Regions from separate parts of the Homo sapiens genome. Here region 1 is linked to region 2. Evidence: chromatin loops called from intact Hi-C (ENCODE). Cell type or tissue: PC-9. All regions are shown on one strand. Each heading gives the region's core, and the rest is flanking DNA. Links, peaks and the distances in the headings are about the cores only. Region 1 overlaps CTNS (cystinosin, lysosomal cystine transporter). Region 2 overlaps RAP1GAP2 (RAP1 GTPase activating protein 2).

Region 1 (9,976 bases), core at 1,234-9,233, 820 kb before region 2:
GGGGTTTCGCCATGTTGGCCAGGCTGGTCTCGATCTTCTGACCTCAGGTGATCCACCCGCTTCGGCCTCCCAAAGTGGTGGGATTACAGGCGTGAGCCACCATGCCCGGCCTTCCGAGAGGCAGGTCTTGCTCTGTAGCTCAGGCTGTAGTGCAGTGGTGCAACTATAGCTCACTGATCACTCCAACTCCTGGGCTCAAGCGATCCTCCCGCCTCAGCCTCCTGAGTAGCTGGGACTACAGGCGCTCTACCACATCCTTCAGTGGCTTCTTAATGAGGACCCTTGAAGCACTGCCTTCTTGTTCTTAGCATCAGAAATCAGGGGCTTTGGCAGGACAACTGAAATGGTATAGCGGCTGCAGCAAAGCCTGGAGTCCAACTTACGTCCACGTCTCACAAGGTACATCTTCATAACATGTGCCACTCCTGGCTCTTTTATTTTCCTGCCACTCACTTTTTCTTATTTTTAACAGATATTCCTTGCAACGTTGCTTGCATATTTGTTAAGTGGCCACTAAATCCCTTCTGGAACTAGGCAGGGAGAAAATCAGTCGATTGACCGATACAAGACAGAATGAAGTGATAATCGCTACCTTTCACTGAGTGCTTTCTATGTGCCAGGGACAATCCTAGACATTTTTTATTTTTTTAGATGGAGTTTTGCTCATGTCACCCAGGCTGGAGTGCAATGGCATGATTTCGGCTCGCTGCAACCTCTGCCTCCCGGGTTCAAGTGATTTTCCTGCCTCAGCCTCCTAAGTAGCTGGGATTACAGGTACTTGCCACCACGCTTGGCTAATTTTTGTATTTTTAGTAGAGACTGGGTTTCATCATGTTGGCCAGGCTGGTCTTGAGCTCCCAACCTCAGGTGATCTGCCTGCCTCGGCCTCCCGAAGTGCTGGGATTACAGGCATGAGCCACCGTGCCCAGTCAATCCTAGACATTTTATACTTGTTTGTGCTTTTAATCTTCACAAGGCTGTCAAGTAAACATTATTCACTGTACAGCTACGAATAAGGAGACGGTGCTATATTGGGGTGAAGTGCCTTACCCAAGGCTCACAGGCCTGGCTCCTAGACCACTCAACTCCCATGTTCTAACCAGAGGCTTCCAGCATCACGGGTAGTAGAGGGGAGTGGTGAGAGTTGGGTGGGGAAGGGCCAGTGAGGCAGGAGCCTGAAAAGGTAGGTTGGTGCCCATCAATGCCATCTCACACCAATGGTTTGACTCTCATTGTTAAAGACTTTTCTTTTCTTTTCTTTTTTTTTGAGACAGGGTCTCATTCTGTCACCCAGGCTGGAGTGCAGTGGCGTGATCTCAGCTCACTGCCACCTCTGCCTCCCGGGTTCAAGTGATTCTCCTGCCTCAGCCTCCTGAGTAGCTGGGATTATAGGCGCACACCACTACCACCTGGCTAATTTTTGTATTTTTAGTAGAGACGGGGTTTCACCATGTTGGCCAGGCTGGTCTTGAACTCCTGACCTCAGGTGATCCGCCCACCTCGGCCTCCCAAAGTGCTGGGATTACAGATGTAATCCCACGGTGCCCAGCCTCTCACTGTTGAAGACTTTTTTAAAAACTGAACTATGACATATAGGTAGAGAAGTACACACATCACAGCTTGATGAAATGTCTACAGACTGAATGCATCCAGCTCCCAGATGAAGAAATGAAACATTCCCAAGTCCTCGGAACCCCTGCTTGCTTCCTCCAGCCTCCGCTGGCCCCGAGGGTCACTGCTACCCTGACTGACACCATGGATTTGCTGGATCTGTTTGTGCTTCAGGTTCAAGGACTCCTACAGCCAAGGCTTGTTTGGTATCTTTTTTGATTTTAAAAAGAGGACACTTTGGCCAGGCGTGGTGGCTCCTGTAATCCCAGCACTTTGGGAGGCCGAGGTGGGCGGATCGCCTGAGGCCAGGAGTTCAAGACCAGCCTGGCAAACATGGTGAAACCCCATCTCTACTAAAAACACAAAAATTAGCCGGGTGTGGTGGTGTGTGCCTGTAATCCCAGCTACTCGGGAGGCTGGGGCAGGATAATTGATTAAACTTGGGAGGTGGAGGTTGCGGTGAGCTGAGATTGCGCCATTGCACTCCAGCCTGGGCTACAAAGTGAGACTCTGTCTCAATCAATCAATGGCCGGGCCAGTGGCTCACACCTGTAATCCCAGCACTTTAGGAGGCCGTGGCGGGTGGATCACCTCAGGTCAGGAGTTCAAGACCAGCCTAGTCAACATGGTGAAACCCCATCTCTACTAAAAATACAAAAATTAGCTGGGCCTGGTGGTGGGCGCCTATAATCCCAGCTACTTGGGAGGCTGAGGCAGGAGAATCGCTTGAACCCAGGAGGCAGAGGTTGCAGGGAGCTGAGATTGCGCCACTTTACTCCAACCTGGGCGACAGAGTGAAGCTCTGTCTCTAAACAAATAAATAAAATAAAAAATAAATGAATACATAAAAATAAAAAGATGACACTTTGACTTCGATGTTTGGCCCTAAACGAAGCAATCAGCATCTGTTCCTCCCAGAGTCAGAATTTAATCTGTGGATCAGAGGGCTGTGCTGTGGGAACCCACCGGCTCTGCATGCTGGCCTCACACCCTGGGCAAGAGGGGAGGTGTGGGAAATGGCACTAACAAGGTGCTCACCAGCGGGGAGAGCTCCCTCTCATGCGGGGTCCTCTTAGCTGGACACTCCGAGATCCCCTCTCAGCAATGCTGTTATTTTTAAACATTTTATTTTTATTTTTAATTTTTTAGAGACAGAGTCTTGCTCCAACACTCAGGCTGGAGGGCAGTGGTACAGTCATGGCTCACTGCAGCCTTGAGTTCCTGGGCTCAAGTGATTCTCCTGCCTCAGCCTCCCAAGTAGCTGGGATTACAGGTGCACATCTCTGCAGCCAGCGATGCTATATTTTTCAGATCACAGGTTCCCACATGCTGGAGACTGATCGTGTTTCACTCCTGTTTGCTTCCTAGGGGGCTCAGAGCTGATTTGCAGCCCATCTTGATGTGCCTCATGGCTACTGATCTCATCCCTGCATTCTTCTCCTCCTGCTTCCACCAGCTTTATTAAGGTATCATTGACAAATAAAAAGTGTATATATTTGCAGTATATAACGTGATGCTTTGATGTATGCATACATTGTGAAATGACTAAATCAAGCTAATTAATATCCATCATCTCAGATACTTATCTTTTTTTTGTTGTTGTTACGAACGTGAGTAGCTAGGACTATAGGTGCAAGCCACTGCACCCAGCTGTGGTGGGAACATTTAGGATCTATCTCTTAGCAGTTTTTAGGCATGCAGTAATACATGATTGTTAACTATATCGCCAGGTTGTACAATAGCTCTCCAGAAGTTATGCGCCCTGAGTGACTTGCGTTCATCTTGTTATTTAAACCCTTATTTGCCACCTCCTCTGTGGATGCTTTTTATCTAATTGAATAGCAACTGGCTCAAATGCTCAGTAAGGTGGGAGCAGGGTACACACAAATAGATACATGCATAAAGCTATGGGTAATGATCGCTATTAGATCACACGGCCTCTGGCACTGGTTTTTGGAAACGACACCCAACCAGTGGTGTCTCAGAATGAGGCTTCACAAACCTTAATGTGGACTCAAACCATTTGGGGATCTTGCTAGTGTGCTGACTTTGAATCAGTAGGTTTGGGATGGGGCCTGAGATGCTGTGTTCCTAAGGAAGCCCAATTCTCTGGTCCTTGAATGCCCTTTGAGCAGCCAGGCCTTGAAAATTGTAAGAACTTTTTTTTTTTTTTTTTTTGAGAAGGAGTCTCACTCTGTCACCCAGGCTGGAGTGTAGTGGGGCCATCTAGGCTCACCCCAACCTCCGCCTCCTGGGTTCAAGTGATCCTCCTGCCTCAGCCTCCCAAGTGGCTTGGATTACAGGTGCATGCCACCACGACTGGCTAATTTTTGTATTTACTTTAGTAGAGATGGGGTTTCACCATGTTGATCAGGCTGGTCTCGAACTTCCTACCTCAGGTGACCCGCTCACCTTGGCCTCCCAGAGTGCTGGGATTACAGGCGTGAGCCACCACTCCCGGTAAGAACGTTTACATTCCCAGAACCATTTTTGCCTCAGGTTCCTCACTATCACCTTCTTAATTCCATCTAATGGCATGTGATACTCATCCCCAAAAGACACCAACAAAGCCAAAATCACAGATTTCTAGGTTGATGGAACAGGGGCCGCCTAGGAGACCTGTTTCCACCAGCTCTTAATTCAAATGTGTTCTGTTACCTAGCATTTCCCTACCCATCCGTTAAGATTGGTTACTTACTTCATCGGGGAGCTCAAGGATAGTAATATTTTTGGAACGAAATGTGATTTCAAAAGTGATCACCAGGGTTGCATTTAATGGTGGCCTGTGGAGGACAAGAGTCTAATTACTGCTGAGAAGCTGGACAGTGAGATCTCAACCAACCCTCTGGATTTCACATCTGGCCTTCAACTCTCAAGCAGTTAGGCTTAGGAAATGCTAGGTGCTCCACCCTGATGGGTAGCCAGGTGGAAATCGTGCTCCCGTAGGCCTTCCTGTCTTAATCAGGAGACCAGGTGTCTGTCCCTTCAGGGTAGGGTGAGAACAGAGAAGAAAGCAAGGTGGGTGTGAATGACAAATGAGGCATCTGGAGGCCCAGGACCGTGGCTCCCTGCTCCGGTGGGAAAGGCTTCCCAGAGAGTCGGGTCTGAGTGGGGCCTTGTGTGAGGGCCAGCATTTGACTGAAGGAGGAGAGGGCTCAGGCAGGGAATGAGGAGGGAGCAGTCCGGACTTGGAAAGCTGGGAGAGGCATCTGACGGGAGAAGGCAGATGTGCTGGCTGGAAGCCGTCTTCTGGGCCCTGGCCCTGGGTTTAGAGGCCTGGAGTTAATCTGAAAGGCAGTGGGAGGCCACTCCAGGGGCCTGGACAGTTGTGGTAAGAGATGACTTGTAAGATTTGCAGGGGGAGGGTGTGCAGAGACAGAAGGAGCTGGGAGCGGAATGGCAGGCCTGCTAGGGGCCTCGGAACCAAAGCTTTGCTTTCAGGCCAGATCTCGCAGGAGAGGCGAGGAAGGGGGAAAGGCATAAAGAGAGAAGGAGAGGGTTCTAGGTCTTCTTCATCAGGGAATCCTCACGGCTGGGAGGCAAGGGAAGGACAAAGCAGCTAAGAGCAGAGAAGGCAGAGGCAGCCTCCCTGGCACAGACTGGACTAGGTCGCGACGTTTGTGCCTAAGCCAGCAGGTGGCAGCAAGTGAGACTCCCAGACAAGGCCCAGCATGAGCGGCATTCACCCGACGTGGCCACTCCTGCTTCTGAAAGCAACCTCAGAAGTGCCAACCAGCAGCTCAGCTCCCTGCCCCTTGACCTTCAGGGCTCTCTTCAAATACTTAGTCTTAGAAAGAATCGCTTTGAAATCTGGCCTCAACACCGGTCACACAGGACTCTTCCCATGCGGGGAAAAGACGCACGTCTCTGGGAGAAGCACCCCTTCCTTCTCCTGCCAGGGAAAGTGAGGACTCAGGGTGGGGGTCAGCCTTTGCGATCCCATCCTGCAGCCCGGGGCTAGCACCATCCCTTTTTCTAGGGCTTGTCTTACAGGTAAGAGGCAAGAATAGCGCATCTGAAATCTGAACAGACTGAGCCAGGGGTCAGCCCTGACCCAGCTGCGGGGCCTGAGCGGAGCTGAGCACAGCGCCAGGCCCAGGAACTTACCGCAGGGTGAGGCTGACGTTGGTCGAGCTGCCGTTCTCCAGCTTTACGACAGGAGGAACAGTGAGGCTGACGCTTGACTCTGGAAGGACCCAAATCAATGACATGAGGCACTGGGTCAGAGTTCAGGCCTGTGACAGAAAACTGGGCCGAAACCCCTGACATCTGAACTCCTGAGCTCTGACTCTCTGACGAGCCCTATTCTGTGATGGGACTGCAAACACAGGCCCTGGTTAGCTTCCTTCCCCACCTGCTGCCAGAGACAGAGATGGAGGAAAACAGGCCTGAGCAGGAAACGCCGGAGCGTCCTCCTCCCGCTGCGATGACAGGCTCTGAGAGTCTGCGGCTGAGTTAACCAGAGATTGTTAGAGAACCATGGAGCCCAAAAATCATTACAGGGGAATTCCAGCGTGACCTGGGAGCGTAAAAGGCAGCCGTGAACCACCTCTTCAGATGAAAGCACAGGGGTCTCCTCTGTTCATGAAGTCAAAATGGTCCTGAAGAACTGGGCCAGCCCCTTTCCTGCACTCTCAGAGAGACACATGGGCCCAGCTAATGAGTTTCTAAGGAGCCCTTTGGGGTCCCTTCCCAACCCAGCTCACCCTGGCACTGGTCCCCTTCCTGGGGCTGACTATCTGCGGGGTACTGGAGGAGGAAGGGTGAATAGTTGTTTCACTCTGAGATTTCTTCTTGGCATTAAGCTGTTAACTCAGAATCAAGTTGACAAACAGGCCCCCAGATGAGGGAAGAAGCAGATCTGGGTCTTAGGGTCTTAGAAAACCATCGTGGGGCTGGGCGTGGTGGCTCACGCTTAGAAACCTGGCGCTTTGGGAGGCCAAGGCGGGAGGACTGCTTGAGCCCAGGAGCTGGAGATCAGCCTGGGCAACACAGAAAGACTCTGTTTCTACAGAATATTTTCTTAAAAAAAGAAAGAAAACTGGGCAGGCGTGGTGGCTCATGCCTGTAATCCCAGCCTTTTGGGAGGCCGAGGCAGGTGGATCACGAGGTCAGAGGATCAAGACCGTCCTGGCCAACATGGTGAAACCCTGTCTCTACTAAAAATACAAAAAATTAGCTGGGTTTGGTGGCATGCACCTGTAGTCCCGGCTACTTTGGAGGCTGAGGCAGAGAACTGCTTGAACCTGGAAGGCAGAGGTTGCAGTGAGCTGAGATCGCTACTGCATTCCAGCCTGGGCAACAGAGCGAGACTCCATCTCAAAAAAAAAAAAAAAAGAAAGAAAACCCTCTTGCAAGGCCAACTAGCCCAGAGCACCGGACTGAGTAAGCCTCTCTTTGTGTGCTTCCTGTATTCTTTGTGCAGCCCCGTCCCAGCCTCTGCTCCCAGGGGTACTGGAAGGCTCATGCCACACCTGCCATCTCACTTCCCCTGCCTGATTGCCTTCAGGGTTACACACAGCCTGGGGTTATGGTCATGACTCTAGGCCGGGCGGGGAAGCAGGTGCATGACTGTGATGAGGAGCGTCTTTGCAACGGCAGAGGCTGCCAGCATGCCCGGTTCCCCGACCCAGACCCCGTCACTCAGACCCCCCAGGCCCAGTTCCCCCCACCCAGACCCTGTCACTCAGACCCCTCAAAGGCAGATGAATTGAGATCTGAAATTTTAGACGCTTGGGTTGGAAGGAAACTTTTTTTTTTTTTTTTTTTTGAGACAGAGTCTCGCTTTGTTGCCCAGGCTGGAGTGCAGTGGCATGATCTTTGCTCACTGCAACCTCTGCCTCCTGGGTTCAAGTGATTCTCCTGTCTCAGCCTTCCAAGTAGCTGGAATTATAGGCATGCAGCACCACGTCTGGCTAATTTTTGTATTTTTAGTAGAGATGAGGTTTCACCATGTTGGCCAGGCTGGTCTTGAACTCCTGACATCAGGTGATCTGCCTGCCTTGGCCTTCCAAAGCGCTGGGACTACAGGTGTGAGCCACCATACCTGGCCCGGAAGGAAACTTAAAGTTACCCAATTTGACCTCTGATTCTCCGCCTCAATACTCCTACCTGGTAGTTTCTCTTCCTCTGTAACCTCGTCTCCTCTAAGGAGATCACAGCCTGAAGCTTGCCCTGCCAGGCCAGGCTCTGCTACCCAGAGCCTCTCAGACCCTGAGAGCTGCCTTCTCCATGCTCAGCACATGTGAATACAGATGGAAGCTCTGTCCCAAGTCCGTAGGTCCCCACAGTCCACAATCTCCAGTCCCCTGCTGGCTGGCTGGGCTCCTCAGAACAGGATGTCCCCTGGCCCTTGCAGAGGCCAAGGTGCTCAGAGCGGCAAAAGGCAGTCCCTTCCTTATGTGGAGCCTCAGAGCCTGGAAGCCGCTGTGGCGAGTCTGCCCTTCTTTTTCAGGCTCACTGTTCTGAGGTCATTCTGAGGATTTCTTCTGGGCTTGCATAGCTGGGACTTCCTGTACCACCAGTTCAATTCTGCCTAGAGCTGAGGACCATGCCAGATAAGCAAGTCCCACAACCAGCCACTGCTCAGGACAGGATGCTGAAAGTGATGCTGGGCGGCCAGCCAGACTCTGGATCCCTAGGGCTCTGCCAGAGGTAGTGGAGGTCAAGGTGAGTGGGAGATCTACATGGCTACAGAGCTCCTACAATCTTTGCATATAGGAGGTTGAGGGCCGGGCACAGCGGCTCACACCTGTAATCCTAACACTTTGGGAGGCCGAGGTAGGTGGATCACCTGAGGTCAGGATTTGGAGACCAGACTAGCCAATATGGCGAAACCCCATCTCTACCAAAAAGACAAAAAATTAGGCCGGGCGCGGTGGCTCAGGCCTGTAATCCCAGCATTTTGGGAGGCCGAGGCAGGTGGATCACGAGGTCAGGAGATAGAGACCATCCTGGCTAACATAGTGAAACCCTGTCTCTACTAAAAATACAAAAAATTAGCTGGGCGTGATGGCAGGCGCCTGTAATCCCAGCTACTCGGGAGGCTGAGGCAAGAGAATCACTTGAACCCAGGAAGCGGGGGCTGCAGTGAGCTGAGATTGCGCCACTGCTCTCCAGCCTGGGTGACAGAGTGAGACTCCGTCTCAACAAAATAGAATAAAATAAAAAAATAAAATAGGAGTTTGTGAACACTCCAAGAACCAGACCAGAGAATGTTTATTCCCTCCTTCTTTAGCACCACAGAAAACTGAGGTGCTCAGCAACTGAGATATTGGGCTCCAAAGTCACGCAGTTCCATCCTGGCTCTGACACTTCCTAGCTGTGTGACCATGGGTAAGGTACTTACCCTCTCTGAGCCTCCATTTCCTTATCTGTACAGTGGGGAGAATACCAAGACCTATCTGAATGAGTCATGGTGAAGATACAATGTAGCAATGTTTGTAACATGTTTTCCACAAAGCCCAGATGCTAAATAATTGTTACTATTATTATCATCACATGATAACTGCAGGATATTTTTAGCCCAAGGTGGGAGGCAGTTAGGAAGCTGGCCCCCCAAGTCTAAAATCTTTACATTGTATCAGATTTACAAAATGAGTCACAACACCATCCTGAGTTCCTCCTAAAGAGAGTGATCATGGCTCACTGCAGCTTTGACCCCGCCAGGCTCAAGCCATCCTCCCACCACTGCCGCCTCTCACCTCAGTAGCTACGAACACAGGCATGCACCACCACACCCAGCTAATTAAAAAAAAATTTTTGGCCGGGTGCGGTGGCTCACGCCTGTAATCCCAGCACTTTGGGAGGCTGAGGCGGTCAGATCACTTGAGGTCAGGAGTTTGAGACCAACCTGGCCAACATGGTGAAACTCTGTCTCCACTGAAAATACAAAAATTAGCCGGATGTGGTGGCGCACGTCTACAAACCCAGCTACTTGGGAGGCTGAGGCACTAGAATCGCTTGAACCCGGGAGGCAGAGGTTGCAGTGAACTGAGATCACGCCACATTGCACTCCAGCCTGTGCAACTGAGTGAGAATCCGTTTAAAAAAAAATTTTTTTTTGTAGAGATGGGGTCTCACTATGTCGCTCACGCTGGTGTCAAATTCCTGTGCCCAAGTGATCCTCCCTCTTTGGCCTCCCAAAGTGTTGGGATTACAGGTATGAGCCACCATGCTTGGCCAGGTTTTTAAAATTAATTCTTATAGGCCTCTCTCCCACTCTGCACCTACCCAATACCAGCTACTCTGCTATACACCGAGCTCCCATTTTCTAATTATTACAAAAGTGAGAGGTAGGCATTTTTTTTTGTTTTTGAGACAGAGTCTTGCTCTGTCGCCCAGGCTGGAGTGCAGTGGCACGATC
Region 2 (9,976 bases), core at 1,029-9,028:
CTAGGTCTCTCAAGGGACCCAGTTCTTAGAACTTGTTCCTGGGTTTGAGATTGGCAGACAAAACCCCTGAACTAGCACAAGGGGAATTGGCTGGCTCAGCTCCTTCAGCAAGGGAAATGCATTTGAGCTTTAAGCTGTGGCTTCCCCCAGGGGCCCTCAGGGCAGAACTTACATCTTAAGAACTGGGATAGGATGAAAATCTAAAGCCAGCCTCTTAAGATGGGTCTGGGGAAGTCAGTGTGGTCAATCCCACAGCCAACTCTCTAGCCACCTCTCTGGTCAGTAAAGCCCTCTGGAGGGCTTTTGAAAAGGAGAAGGTCGAGGTTATTCTCAGCAAAAGACCATGCTGCAAAGACACCAGGCGGGTGCAGGAACTTCAGAGGCCGAGAGTCCACCTGACTTACGGAGGACAGTGCTTCTCTGGGCGGAGGGTACAGCACGCAGGACACAGCCAGAGCTGCTCAGAGGGCTGGAAATCAGGGAATGCAACCACAGCAAGGAGACAGGATGCTTCACCCAACAGACAAGCAACATGTACACTCCTACTAGTGGCATAGAAATTGGCAGGCAATTTGCAGTATGATGAAATAGAAAGTCACCTACCCTATCACCCAGCAATCTCACATCTAGGATTCACTCAAGTCTAGAGAAACACTTTCATGTGTAGACAGTCAACTATGAGGATGTCCACTGTGGCACTTTTCTTTTTTTTTTTTTTTTTTTTTTGAGACGGAGTCTCGCTGTGTCTCCCAGGTTGGAGTGCAGTGGCGAGATCTCGGCTCACTGCAAGCTCCGCCTCCCAGGTTCATGCCATTCTCCTGCCTCAGCCTCCCAAGTAGCTGGGACTACAGGCGCCCGCCAACACACCCGGCTCATTTTTTGTATTTTTAGTAGAAACGGGGTTTCACCGTGTTAGCCAAGATGGTCTCGATCTCCTGACCTCGGCACTTTTCATAAGAGTAAAAACATACCAAGAACAGGCCAGGCGCGGTGGCTCACCCCTGTAATCCCAACACTTTGGGAGGCTGAGGCGGGTGGATCACCTGAGGTCAGGAGTTCAAGACCAGCCTGGCCAACATGGTGAAACCTCATCTCTACTAAATACAAAAATCAGGCATGGTGGTGTGTGCCTGTAATCCCAGCTACCCGGGAGGCTGAGGCAGGAGAATCGCTTGAACCCAGGAGGCAGAGGTTGCAGTGAACCGAGATTGCACCACTGCACTCCAGCCTGGGAGACAGAGCAAGACTCCATCTAAAAAAAAAAAAAAAATTATCAAGAACAACCATTTACAGGAGAAACAGATAAGCAGGGTGTGGTATATTTGTAAGCTGGACCCTAAACTGTGATTAGAAGGAATGAGCTAACTGTGTATGTATGGACATTGATGGTTACTTAAGGTACATGTAAAAATACTGGTTTGTTTTTGTTTTCGTTTTTTTGAGACAGTCTTGCTCTGTGACCCGGGCTGGAGTGCAGTGGTGCGATCTCGCTCATTGCAACCTCTGCCTCCCAAGTTCCAGCAAGTCTCCTGCCTCAGCCCCCCACCGAGTAGCTGGGACTACACGCAAGTGCCACCACGCCCAGCTACTTTTTGTATTTTTAGTAGAGATGGGGTTTCACCATGTTGGCCAGGCTGGACTCGAATTCCTGACCTCGAGCCATCGCCCGCCTCGGCCTCCCAAAGTGCTGGGATTACAGGAGTGAGTCAATGCACCTGGCCAGCCACTGCACCCAGCCCTGTTTAAATATCTAGAAAAGTATGTACCAAACTCTGAACAGTGGCTACTCTGGGGAGGAGAGAAAGGGAATGTCACTGCTGGCCATAGGAGACTTTATCTTTTTTTTTTTTTTTTTTTTGAGATGGAGTCTCGCTCTGTCGCCCAGGCTGGAGTGCAGTGGCGCGATCTCGGCTCACTGCAACCTCCACCTCCTGGGTTCACGCCATTCTCCTGCCTCAGCCTCCCGAGTAGCTGGGACTACAGGTGCCCGCCACAACACCTGGGTAATTTTTTGTATTTTTAGTAGAGATGGGGTTTCACCGTTTTAGCCAGGATGATCTCGATCTCCTGACCTCGTGATCCACCCACCTTGGCCTCCCAAAGTGCTGGGATTACAGGCATGAGCCACCGCGCCCGGCCGAGACTTTATCTTTAATGTTCTGATTGTTTTAAGGAAAATGATTTGGGTTTTTTTGTTTTCTTTTTTTTTTTGGAGACAGAGTCTCACTCTGTCACCCAGACTGGAATGCAATGGCGTGATCTCAGCTCATTGCAAACTCCACCTCCCAGGTTCAAGTGATTCTCCTGCCTCAGCCTCCCGAGTAGCTGGGATTACAGGCACCCACCACCAAGCCCATCTAATTTTTGTATTTTTAGTAGAGACAGGGTTTCGCCATATTGGGCAGGCTGGTCTCGAACTCCTAACCTCGTGATCCGCCCGCCTCAGCCTCCCAAAGTGCTGGGATTAAAAGCGTGAGCCACCACGCCCAGCCTGTTTTTTGTGTTGTTGTTGTTGTTTTTTGAGACAGGGTCTCACTCTGTCACCCAGCCTGGATTGCAATGGCATGATCACAGCTCATGGCAGCCTCAAACTCCTGGGCTCAAGGGATCCTCCAACCTCAGCCTCCCCAGTACCTGGGATTACAGGTGTGCACCACCACATCTAATTTTTTTTATTTTTAGTAGAGATGAGGTTTTGTCATGCTGCCCCCCCACCAGGCTGGTCTCAAACTCCTGGGCTCAAGCAATCCACACACGTTGGCCTCCTACGGTCCTGGGATTACAGGCATGAGCCACCATGCACAGCCAAAAATGTATTCTTATATTACTTACGTTATACAAAATTAAATTTCTGAAAGGAATCATCAGTCTCTAAAATTAAATCCACACCGTTAAATACTACACAGTTATTTTTAAAAGGAATGGGGCAGAGGCAGCAGCAGCTCTCAGTGGTCAGACAGGAATTCTCCAGAGAAAAAGGCAAGATGTAAAACAGTGTTTTGTAGGATATTACCTTTTATTTAAGAAAAAGAAATAGGAGGCTGGGCATGGTGGCTCACACCTGTAATCCCAGCATTTTGGGAGGCTGGAGCAGGCAGATCACCTGAGGTCAGGAGTTCAAGACCAGCCTGGCCAATGTAGTGAAATCCCATCTCTACTAAAAATACAAAAAGTAGCTGGGCGTGGTGGCAGGTGCCTGTAGTCCCAACTACTCGGGAGGCTAAGGCAGGAGAATCCTTGAACCCGGGAGGCAGAGGTTGCAGTGAGCCGAGATCACACCACTGCACTCCAGCCTGGCAACAGAGCAAGACTCCATCTCAAAAAAAGAAAGAAAGAAAAAGAAAGAGGGAAGGGGAGAGGAAGGAAGGGCAGGGGAGGGAGGGGAAGGAAAGGGAGGGGAGAGGAGGGGAGGGGAGGGAAGTGGAGGGAAGGGTAGGGGAAGGGAGGGAAGGGGAGGGGAGGGGAAGGGAGGGAAGGGGAGTGGAGGTAAGAAAAGGATATGCTCATCTTACATGTGAATAAAGAAGCACTGGAAAGAACCTCAAAGTGAATTTTAGAATGTAGGGACAGGGCGGATTGGAGTACAAGCAAATCTTTCTACCACATATATTTTTATATCATTTTGGTTTTAGAACCAACCATGTAAATACATTTACTGTTCAAAATCTTTTTTTTAGTTTTTGTTTTGTTTTGTTTTGTTTTGAGACAGAGTCTCATTCTGTCGCCCAGGCTGGAGTGCAGTGGTGTGATCTCGGCTCACTGCAACTTCCGCCTCCCAGGTTCAAGCGATTCTCCTGCCTCAGCTTCCTGAGTAGCTGGGACTACAGGCGCCCGCCACCACGCCCAGCTAATTTTTGTATTTTTAGTAGAGACGGGGTTTCACCATGTTAGCCAGGATGGTCTCGATCTCTTGACATCGTGATCTGCCCGCCTCGGCCTCCCAAAGTGCTGGGATTACAGGCGTGAGCCACCACACCCGGCCATCTTTTTTAATTTTTTGAGACGGAGTTTTCCTCTGTCGCCCAGACTGGAGTGCAATGGCACGATCTCCTCGGCTCACTGCAACCTCCGCCTCATGGGTTCAAGCTATTCTCCTCCCTCAGCCTCCCGAGTAGCTCGAATTACAGGCATGCACCACCACACCCAGCTAATTTTTTTGTGTTTTTAGTACAGACAGGGTTTCACCATGTTGGCCAGGCTGGTCTTGAACTCCTGACCTCAAGTGATCCGCCCACCTCGGCCTCCCAAAGTGCTGGGATTACAGGGTCCTGTTGTAAGGTGCTAGACTTCCCACCCAGTGGGAGGCTTTAAGAGAGTAAACTCTTACTTACATTCAACAATAATGTATTGTACACTTAAAAGTCTGTTAAGAGGGTAGAGTTCATGTTATGTGTTCTCACCACAACAAAATAAAATACTGTAAACTTTAACTTTAGAGGAAAAAGTAAAGTAAAATAAAGAGACTGCCAGGTACGGTGGCTCACAACTGTAATCCCAGCCTCTCGAGAGACTGAGGCAGAAGGATCTCTTGAAGCCAGGAATTCAAGACTAGCCTGGGCAACATAGCAAAATCTCATCTCAAAAAAAAAAAAAAAAAATTTAAGAGAGAGAGACCAGGCTCTTAACCACCATGGTACTCACAGACCAAAGCCAAGGACCCCTCAACCTGCAGCCCTAACTCTGACATCCGACAGCCAGGAGGCCACCACCAGGCTCTGGCCAGCTTAGTCTCCCCTGAGAAATAATTCACAGAGCACGGAGTATAGGGCAGAAGCGTACTTCTGTTGACAAAAATGACTCTTTCATAACAAGCCCTTCGGTGAGCTCTTGTGCAGCTGTTCTGTGCCATCTGCTTTGCCATCCAGTTCTCCCTTCTCACATGAAGACAGGGCTGCCTGCTAGAGGGGCTGGAGGTGAGCAGGGCATGGCACTGGGAGGTGGGTCCATGGGCTCCAGGAGAGAAGGGTCGCTGGGACCATTTTCTACCGACGGGGTCACGACCCCAGCCCCAGCCCTTTATGGAGATCTGAAGCCACGGGAAGGAAGGGTAGGCAATGGGATGAGAAACAGCACCTTCCTGATCCTAAGTCACCACCCGCTCCATCTGAGCTACATCAGGAAAGCAAGTAATTGGCCGGGCATGGTAGCTCAGGCCTGTAATCCCAGTACTTTTTAAGGCTGAGGCGGGTGGATCACCTGAGGTCAGGAGTTTGAGACTAGCCTGGCCAACATGGCGAAACCCCGTCTCTACTAAAAATACAAAAAATTAGCCGGGCGTGGTGGCGGGTGCCTGTAATCCCAGCTACTCAGAAGGCTGAGGCAGGAGAATCGCTTGAACCTGGGAGGCAGAGGTTGCAGTGAGCCCAGATCGTGCCACTGCACTCCAGCCTGGGCGACAGAGCGAGGTTTCCCAAAAAAAAAAAAAAAAAAAGCAAGTAATTAATCTTTGAGACAGGAACCTGCCCCCCCAGGGAGCAATGAGAGAGGGAGGAGAAGAGACCAAGGGAGCAAAAAGAAAAGCAAAAGGAGAGAGCAAAGACACAGATACCCAGAAACCGGGAGGGAAGTCACCTCTGGAGAGGGAGCAAGCAAAGAAACACTGAAAGCAAGACCCGTTGGGGAAGGAGAACAGCCAGGAAACCATTACAACTGCTCTTCTGCCCCCGGCCAGGGCTTATCTCCCCAGAGGGTGGAGGTAGAGCCTGTGATGAGCCCACAGCCAGAATCACAAACCTGAGGTCAAAGAACCCGCGGCCCCACCTGCTCTCCCAGCCATGCCCGGGCAGTCCTGGGCCAACAGTGCCACCTGCTGGCGGACGGGGAAACTGTGTTCCCATCCACCCGCTCTTCCCGCCGGCTCTTCAGGGGCCTCCTTCCTCATCTTCACACCTGCCAAGCCTGTTCCCACCACCTGGAATGCTCTTCCCCAGACAGCTTCACACTGGCTCCTTTTCTTCCTTCGGGTCTCCTTCAAATGCCACTTCTTTTTTTTTTTCAACTTTCACTGAATTTAGGGTAAGTCACTGGGCATTGCTAGGAAATCGCAGTATTATTTTTGTTTGTTTGTTGTTGTTTTTGAGATGGAGTCTCACTGTCGCCCAGGTTGGAGTGCAATGGCGCGATCTCGGCTCACTGCAACCTCCGCCTCCCAGGTTCAAGCGATTCTCCTGACTCAGCCTCCCGAGTAGCTGGGATTACAGGCGTGCACCACCACACCCTGCTAATTTTTGTATTTTTAGTAGAGATAGGGTTTCCCCATGTTAGCCAGGCTGGTCTCGAACTCCTGACCTCAAGTGATCCGCCAGCCTTGGCCTCCCAAAGTGTTGGGATGACAGGCGTGAGCCACCGCACCCGGCCCAGGATAAGTTAAATTCTAAGACCCAAACTAGTTTTGGTCAAGTGCTCGGCTCATCTCATGCTTGCAGGCCCAGGGACGGCCTCTTGTGGCTCCCCCACAGGGAAGGGCTGGCCGGAGCAGTAGCTGGCCTCCAGCCTGAGAGCCTCTGCCACGCTCCCCCTGGGCCCCCACCGTCACTGGCGTGCCTGCTGCAACCGATCGTGTATGAACCCTCCCCCTTGTTTTTCAAGGGGATTTTTTTTTTTTCTAATAGGAAGCTGATAAAAAGCAACCAAAGAGATGCTGACCAGATGGGATGAATGAGATCCCAGTTCCCAGTCAGAGCTCAAACTGGCTGGTGCCGGGTGGGCTGGGAGAAGAGCTTGGGGATTACAGGCAGGTACCACCACGCCCGGCTAATTTTTGTATTTTTAGTAGAGAGGGGGTTTCACCATGTTATCCAGGCTGGTCTTGAACCCCTGACCTCAGGTGATCCACCCGCCTTGGCCTCCCAAAGTGCTGGGATTACAGGCATGAGCCACCGCGCCAGGCCTCAAATGTCCCTTCTATGGAGAGGCTCTTCCTGACCACCCACCCAGGGTAGCCCCTTCCCCCAGCCCCGAGCCCCACCCTCATCGCCTCACTGTTCTATTTCCTTCGCAGGACTGGGCACTGTCTGAAACCATCTGCGTTCTTCATTCTGTTCTCATCTGCCTCCCTGACTAGAAAGTGCCACAAAACCCAACAGGGTCTGAATTGTCCACTTTTGTAGGACTCACACTCAGAACACGCTTTGGGAATGAGAGCTGTTGGATGTGCGAGTGGGTATCCACTCAGCTGAGCTCTCCTGAGCTAAAGAGCCCAACCACACACACCCCTGGGACGATCCACAAGCTCCTCAAACGCACCACACTCAAGGCCGAAGGCATCATCTTCTCTGCTACTAGGCTTCCCTCCTGCCTCACCCACGTGACTACTTTGCAAATCCCCCAAATGTGAAACCCCCATTTCCATGGGACTTTCTCTTTCTTTCTTTCTCTCTCTCTTTCTTTCTTTCTCTCCTCTCTCTCTCTCGAAACGGAGTCTCGCTGTGACACCAGGCTGAAGTGCAGTGGTGTCATCTCGGCTCACTGCAACCTCCCATTCCCAGGTTCAAGCGATTCTCTTGTCTCAGCCTCCCAAGTAGCTGGGACTACAGGCGTACGCCACCACGCCCAGCTAATTTTTATATTTTTAGTAGAGACGGGGTTTCGCCATGTTGGCCAGGATGGTCTCGATCTCTTGACCTCGTGATCCGCCCGCCTCAGCCTCCCAAAGTGTTGGGATTACAGGCGTGAGCCACCGCGCCCGGCCGGAAATCCTCCTTTCATGCTGCACGTGGGCTAGATGCCTGGGCTCAGGATTCACCTTCTTAGGACCCTAGCCTGGCCCTCCCCTCCAACCCCAGCCAAGAGGACATTCAGGCCCCACCCCTCCTCAGGAGCACAGCAAGCATCTCCTCCCTTCCGCAATCCATCCCCAAAGCTCCCAAGGCCGCCTTCCCAAGTCACCAAGGAGACAGGCGGTTCCCCCATCCCGCTCTTCCAGGGCACCCGTCATCTCGCCGGCAACACACTCAGAGCCTCCCCGAGCGGATCCCCACCCTCGCCTCTGGCTGTTTCCTGCCATGTCCCTCCATCCATTTCGAGAGCCTGGCTCACCGCTTCTCAAACAGCTCTACACACTTCCCCACCCACCCGCAGCCTTTGCCCTTACTGTTTCCTCAGTGTGAAATGCCCCCTGCAGGCCAGGCATGGTGGCTCACGCCTGTAATCCCAGCACTTGGGGAGGCCGAGGCGGGGAGATCACGAGGTTAGGAGATTGAGACCATCCTGGCTAACACGGTGAAACCCTGTGTCTACTAAAAATACAAAAAAAAAAAAAAAAAAAAATTTGCTGGGCGTGGTGGTGGGTGCCTGTAATCCCAGCTACTCGGGAAGCTGAGGCAGCAGAATCGCTTGAACCTGGGAGGAGGAAGTTGCAGTGAGCCGAGATGGCACCACTGCACTCCAGCCGGGGCGACAGAGCAAGACTCCGTCTCAAAAAAAAAAAAAAACAGAAAGAAAGAAAGAAAAAAGAAAAAAAATGCCCCCTGCAACCTTCTCTTCCTAGGGATTCCTTTTCAACCTTCCAGCGCCGCCTCCTTCAAGAAGCCTTCCCTCATTCCACCAGGAAGAATATCTCTATTGGCACTGCCTCATGCTTTGCAGATGACTGTTAAATGTCTGTTTCCTCCAGAGACTGTGAGTTCCTTGGATGCGGGCACCAGACCCTCTTCACACCTAAACGCTCTGTCTTCAGTAACAGCTGCAGTCACGAGCACTAACTCTGCGCCAAGCACCATGCTAAGTGCTTTTCCTATGTTAGCTCATTTCATCCTCAAACATCCCTGTGAGACAGGGACGCTCCTTATCTTCACTTTCCGGATGGGAAAACAAGCTCAGAGAGGTTCAGACGGTTGCCCAAGGTAACCCCAGCAGTGAGTGGCAGAGCCAGGATTCAACAAAGGGATCCCCGGCTCCTAAAACAGAGGCGGCTGGCTACAAATAGGAGCTCGATGAATATTCATCAGATAAACAAACAGCTTCATTTCTCCTGCCTCTGGCCTCGGTGCTGTCAACAGCTCAGTCAAAGCGTGAACACTCATGTTCTTGCTTCCTGTATTCCAATTCTGACCCAGTTCCAACAGCAAAGTTTCTTCTCTTCCCTTCTCCCTCCTCTTGCCCAAATCATGAGCCAAAAACAACCCTGCGGAGACAGGCTGGAGAGATGCTGCTGCTAGGCCTGTGTTTGAAAGGGAAGATGGGACTAGGTGTGGTGGCTCACACCCATAATACCAGCAATTTAGGAGGCCAAGGTGGGAGGATCACTTGAGGCCAGGAGTTCAAGACCAGCCTGGACAGCATAGCAAGACCCCATCTCTATAAGAAACATTTTAAAAATTAGCCAGGTGTGGTGGCACATGCCTGTCATCCCAGCTACGCAGGAAGATTGCTTGTGCCATGAGTTCAAGGCTGCAGTGAGCCACAATTATGCCACTGCACTCCAGCCTGGGGGACAGAGCAACACCTTGTCTCCTAAAAGAGGAAGTGGTGCAGGGAGGCAGCATGATACGTTTTGGGGTAAAATTGGACATTGTACAGAGGCTTCCCTCAAACAGTCCAGGTGCTTCCTTTCGAACCACCACAGGCATCTCCAGCCGCCGCCTCCTCCTCCTCTCTGGCCAAGCCTCTGCTTCTACTTAGTCAACAGAATTTGTGACCCATATGCTATTTCTTTTTTTTTTTTTTTTTTTTTTTGAGACAGAGTTTCGCTTTTGTCACCCAGGCTGGAGTGCAATGGCGCAATCTCGGCTCACTGCAACCTCCGCCTCCCAGGTTCAAGCAATTCTCCTGCCTCAGCCTCCCGAGTAGCTAGGATTACAGGCATGCACCACCATGCCCGGCTAATTTTTGTATTTTTAGTAGAGACAGGGTTTCTCCACGTTGAGGCTGGTCTCGAACTCCTGACCTCAGGTGATCTGCCCGCCTCGGCCTCCCAAAATGCTGGGATTACAGGCGTGAGCCACCATGCCCGGACTTTTTTTTTTTTTTGAGATGG

What was found. Hi-C counts contacts between places; a loop is a spot of excess contacts. Peaks named below come from ENCODE experiments on the same cell type or tissue, not always from the same donor. Only the 100,000 strongest peaks of a DNase experiment are listed, where the experiment ranks them.
Region 1: a loop joins it to region 2, with 19 times the contacts of the local background. A loop is called at or near these places in 7 of 110 quality-filtered maps.

What each region holds. Positions count from the first base shown.
Region 1 is chr17:3,643,265-3,653,240 of GRCh38, reverse strand. CTNS (cystinosin, lysosomal cystine transporter) reads right to left here. Exons shown (of 12, transcript NM_004937.3): 4 at 5,719-5,797; 5 at 4,310-4,394. It overlaps LOC105371493 (a long non-coding RNA gene), which reads left to right. Exons shown (of 6, transcript XR_007065579.1): 2 at 652-774; 3 at 1,639-1,817; 4 at 2,980-3,077; 5 at 8,066-8,280. Among named protein-coding and RNA genes, the nearest start is that of CTNS, 11 kb to the right of the region's middle. In PC-9, for the core only: CTCF peaks have their summits at 5,062 and 5,267 (motif pointing right); no DNase peak of the experiment used is centred there.
Region 2 is chr17:2,824,440-2,834,415 of GRCh38, reverse strand. The region is part of intron 2 of RAP1GAP2 (RAP1 GTPase activating protein 2); the gene reads right to left. Among named protein-coding and RNA genes, the nearest start is that of RAP1GAP2, 33 kb to the right of the region's middle. RefSeq lists enhancers at 1,299-1,799, 9,332-9,411. In PC-9, for the core only: CTCF peaks have their summits at 5,608, 5,809 (motif pointing left) and 8,120 (motif pointing left); no DNase peak of the experiment used is centred there; H3K27me3 peaks cover 323 bases.